Linked DNA regions of Homo sapiens: region 2 is linked to region 1. The links are chromatin loops, found by intact Hi-C in ENCODE. Cell type or tissue: mammary epithelial cell. All regions are shown on one strand. Region 1 overlaps CYP4A22-AS1 (CYP4A22 antisense RNA 1). Region 2 overlaps CYP4A11 (cytochrome P450 family 4 subfamily A member 11).

The links. Hi-C counts contacts between places; a loop is a spot of excess contacts. Peaks named below come from ENCODE experiments on the same cell type or tissue, not always from the same donor. Only the 100,000 strongest peaks of a DNase experiment are listed, where the experiment ranks them.
Region 2: a loop joins it to region 1, with 28 times the contacts of the local background. A loop is called at or near these places in 4 of 110 quality-filtered maps.

What each region holds. Positions count from the first base shown.
Region 1 is chr1:47,174,225-47,176,724 of GRCh38, reverse strand. It overlaps CYP4A22-AS1 (CYP4A22 antisense RNA 1), which reads left to right. Exons shown (of 6, transcript NR_199717.1): 4 at 2,101-2,171. Among named protein-coding and RNA genes, the nearest start is that of LINC00853, 3.8 kb to the left of the region's middle. In mammary epithelial cell, a CTCF peak has its summit at 1,192 (motif pointing right); a DNase peak (open chromatin) is centred at 1,324.
Region 2 is chr1:46,933,638-46,936,137 of GRCh38, reverse strand. It overlaps CYP4A11 (cytochrome P450 family 4 subfamily A member 11), which reads left to right. Exons shown (of 12, transcript NM_000778.4): 5 at 491-615; 6 at 984-1,138; 7 at 1,579-1,685; 8 at 1,772-1,962; 9 at 2,059-2,192. Among named protein-coding and RNA genes, the nearest start is that of CYP4A11, 6.6 kb to the left of the region's middle. In mammary epithelial cell, a CTCF peak has its summit at 1,098 (motif pointing left); no DNase peak of the experiment used is centred here.

The sequences.
Region 1 (2,500 bases):
TGAAATGGGGAGATAAAGAAGCCAACAGTGTTTGCCTTTGCAGAGCATGCAGTCCATTTGGAAACATGCATGTGGGAAAGTGGGGAGGGACCCTGTCAAGCATCTAAGAGGAGTGGTGGCATTTGCTGTGTCCACCTCCATCCTTCCCACTCACTACTCAGCACCTATAGCCTTGTCGCTCTCCCCAACACTCTGCTGAGACTGTTGTCACCAAAAACACTATTGTCCGGCTCCCTGTTGAAAGGTAAGATGGTCTATCTGATTCTTCCGCTCTCAGTATAATAGGATGATCACCATTTTATCTGGGAAGCTGTTCCTGACCACCTGCCCTCAGCTCATCAAGCTTCTGTGAGCCTGCAGGCTCACCCTGGTCATGCCGCCCATCTCTCTGAACAAGATTGTGAACTCTGAACTTTGTGAGGCAAAGACCACATACACCTCTTTATTGCAATGTGCAAGTGTCCTGGAATATAGGAGGTCTCCGAGAGCTATGTGTTGACATGGAGACCTTATCCCTTGCACTCAGTTACACTGCTTCCAGTAAAGTATCAACTTCTAGATCAGCGCCTTCAGCTCCACTCCCTCCTGCACAGCTCCACAGGTACCTCAGGTCCAAAATGGAATTCTTGATCTTTCACCAACCTGAGTCCTCTGTTCCTGTAAGTGGCATCCATTCACCCAGACCAGAGATAGGGGAGTCACCCAGAATCCCCCTCTCCCTCAGTCCCTGAGTTTCACTTTCCAACATATCTCCCTCCAGGTTCTTTCCAACACATCTCCCTCCAGGTTCAAGCCTCGATCTTGCCTGATGTTTGCAGCTGCCTGCTCCCTTGTTTTTATTTTTACCCCCAAGTTTTCCTCTACACTGCAGCTAGGGAGACCTTTCCTGCTGGAATACAGCCATTCACATCTGCGAGAGGAATCTAAACTCAAGGCAGGTGTAGCCTAGTGGCTATGTGCATGAGCTTGAAGCCAAATTTCCCTGAGCAAATCCCATCCTGCCAATTTTATATTAGTGGGATGTACCCCAACGAGGGTATATCAGGGACTGAATATGCAAATTAGGGATAAAATGAGGCCCATCTTATGAGGTTGTGGTGAAGAGTAAATGGATGTAAAGAAAGCATGCAGTATGCTCAGTGAATGACAGCCATCGTGATTTTCCTTTCCTTGCCTGCAATATCTCGAGCAGCCACTAGATGACTCCACCTCCTTCTCCCTTTCCAGTGCTGCCAACACTACTGCTGGAACTTCTGCCTCCCCTCCCCTCCCTCACCACACATCTCCATGCCCGTGTTGTTCATGTTTTTCCTTCTGCTAGCCTCACCGTCTTCGGGGCGTCTCCCTGACATCTTTTACTACATCTCACCCTCAGCTCTTGGAGGACGGGATGTCCCCACGAAAACTGGCATAGTGCCTGCATTGAACAAGTACTCAGTGTTTGCTGAATGAATGAATGTGGGTTAGTCAATACTAGCTCAGCTGCTTACATCACTTAGCCTCCCCGGGTCTCAGGATCTCCTTTTATCTGTGGTGACCATCCAATGTAAAGCCCTAGCATAAGACCTAGCATGCTTTAGACCCATGGTTGCCGTGCACAGCCAGCTGCCTGTCAATCATTGCCCATTCCCATTGCCCACTAGCCATTGTCCACTCTATGTTCACCCCTGTTACCTCACCCAGCTGAGGGTCTTAAACATAGTTTTACCTCTTCTCAAAGGTCATTCTTTACTTGGTAGGGTAGGGTCTAGAAAGAGTCTGCAATTTGGTTAGAGTCTAGATTTAGTTTGCAACCCAGCTGGGCTGGGTGAGCCCAGGCTTGGCTGATGGTTCAGCTGAGCCCAGATGGCTCCCATCTGCCTGGAAAGCATAGGCTCAGCCTCCCCCTTCCCTGAACCCCTACCAAGCATCCTGGCTGGCTGTGCTCCTGGTCCTCTTTTACTCTAGTCCAGTTCCTGTCCTGGCTTGGGCTGGGGGTAAGGGCACTTGTTTCTGGCCACTCCTCATGGATCTCTAGTCTCTGCCTCTGTCTTTGCCTGCTTGACCCTGGTCCTTGTGCCACTTACATCAATGTCCTGAAGCAATGACTATTTTTTATAGGACCGACTCTCAGGAGATGAAGATCCAATCACTCTATCAAAGAATATGAGCATTTCCGAGGCTCTTGTAAGGTACATGCTTTCTATTGTTTTCCTTAAGGGTTGAATCCATCTACACTTAATCAATTCCACCACAGTGTAAACAGTGTGTGTGGAGGGGCGTGGGGGTGATGGTGGACTAACAGAGGCTGAACACTTTCCAAAAACTTGTTCCCAAAGTTTATTGCTTTCTCCATATGTAATACCAGTTCCTGTTCTCTGTATTGGTTGCAATATCTTTTTTTTTTTTTTTTTTTTGAGATGAAGTCTTTCTCTGTCACCCAGGCTGGAGTGCAGTGGTGCGATCTCTGCTCACCGCAACCTCCGCCTCCCGGGTTCAAGCAATTCTCCTGCCTCAGCTT
Region 2 (2,500 bases), 240 kb after region 1:
ACTGTGCCCAGCACATTTTGATGAATGGAAAAGAATTGAAGTCCCTGTTTTCTCTACAACAGAGTGCCCATTCCGGCCCCTCAAGCTATCTTTGGCACTGAAACTTTCCTACTAGTCCCTCAGAACTAGCTCAGCTCTCAGAACACTGAAGAGTCCCCCATTATTTATCCCAGAACAACAATAGCAATACAATTTTCACAACCATATGTCCTAACTGAATCTCAAAATTCAATACTTAATCCATGCTATTGTGAGAGGATCTGTTGAATGTTGTATTAAAAGTGTGTGAGAATTAGGCGTCAGTTTACCAACACTGGCTTTACAGTCTCAGTTTCTACAATGCATCTGCTCTGTAAAGTGAGGAATCCCAACCAAGATATCTGCATGCTACAGGAAAAAACAGGATATCTGCAGGTACATGAAAAAGCCAGGCCTTATTAGCAAAGCACTTCTTGGAGATTAAGAAGGTCCATGCCCCCTCCCACCACAGGACAAATGGGAAGAGCTCCTTGGCCAGGATTCCCCTCTGGAGGTCTTTCAGCACGTCTCCTTGATGACCCTGGACACCATCATGAAGTGTGCCTTCAGCCATCAGGGCAGCATCCAGGTGGACAGGTCAGTGACAACCCTCCAGCTGCAGGGCCCTTGTTCTTATCAAGTGGAGTGCACATACCTGAGGGGCAGGTGGGGCAGCGTGAAGGCTCACCGCCACACAAAGGAAGAGTCAGTCCCTGACCAAACTCTAATTCCAGTCCAGACCAAACAAAGTCTCAGGAACAGATGCCTAATTCCTAGCACAGGTGGACCCTGGATGTTCATACCATCTGATAAAGGCCAAAGGATAATAGGGCTGTAAGATAGAAGAAACATTGCCTCAAGGCTGCTTGTCCCCATTATCCGAGGCTGCCTCCTCTCAGACCCCATTCTACTTCCGGGTAATGGGCCCACCCCTACTGCAGTCCCTTCTTCATACTCTCCCTCAGGAATTCTCAGTCCTACATACAGGCCATTAGTGACCTGAACAACCTGGTTTTTTCCCGTGTGAGGAATGCCTTTCACCAGAATGACACCATCTACAGCCTGACCTCTGCTGGCCGCTGGACACACCGCGCCTGCCAGCTGGCCCATCAGCACACAGGTTCTGTCTTTTCCTCTTGTCTCCCAGCCTTTCCCAGGCACAGCGAAAGAACTTGCCCTGACTCCTCAGCCAGAGAAGGCCCCTAGTAACCCTGCAGAACGCAGAACACACTCAGCCTGGGGAATTCCCTTGCTCAGGGGCTGGGAGCTGAGATGTGAGGGGCCAGATTCTGTGCCTTGGTTTATCAATGTCCCCACATGGAGATAACTGAATGAGACCCTGTCCAAACAGCATTCAAGAGGAGCCTCCATGAACTGTGCCACTGGCGGGAGGGGTGCCCTGCCTCACACAGTACTAGAGCTTCCACCCCTGACCCTGCACCCACACTCACATTCATGCTGAGATCTACCAGGCACCCACACTGGGGCAGTTGGGCAGCTAGGCCTCCTGGGGGCTGCTGACGGTCTCAGCTCTGCCTGGTAACCATTGTTCTGGTACAGACCAAGTGATCCAACTGAGGAAGGCTCAACTACAGAAGGAGGGGGAGCTGGAGAAGATCAAGAGGAAGAGGCATTTGGATTTTCTGGATATCCTCCTCTTGGCCAAAGTGAGTATGTGTAGGAGAGGCCTGAGTCTTTGCCCAGAAGTACATAGCAAGAGACAAGCCCTGCATTTTCACCACGGTCTTCCCAGATGGAGAATGGGAGCATCTTGTCAGACAAGGACCTCCGTGCTGAGGTGGACACGTTCATGTTTGAGGGCCACGACACCACAGCCAGTGGGATCTCCTGGATCCTCTATGCTCTGGCCACACACCCCAAGCATCAGGAGAGGTGCCGGGAGGAGATCCACAGCCTCCTGGGTGATGGAGCCTCCATCACCTGGTGAGTGAGGGCTCAAAAGATGGGGTTCCCTGCCTTCTCCACAGGGGCCCCTGGTCTGCCCAGGCCTTGCTGGTGTTCAGGATGGAATTGTTTCAGGAACCACCTGGACCAGATGCCCTACACCACCATGTGCATTAAGGAGGCACTGAGGCTCTACCCACCGGTGCCAGGCATTGGCAGAGAGCTCAGCACTCCCGTCACCTTCCCTGATGGGCGCTCCTTGCCCAAAGGTATGAAGTTCCCCCACCCTCTCACCTAAACTCTCCACAGGGACGTGTGGAGGGTGAGAAATCCATGTGTGCATCAGAATTCTGCACATCTCTGGGTCTCCCTTTTGTTCTAAAAAAATCAAAAACATACTTTGTACTTGGGATAAAGAATTTGAAAAGTCTGGCTGAGAGCTTGAACCCACCAAAAGTTCAAGAAATAAATGTTAATCTCTGAATGTGGCCTTGGGTCAGTAACTGTAAAATTCTATTCCCTGAGATGTGCAGGGCTGGAAAGAGAATCAGACAAGGGCAGAGAGGGATGTGTTTCT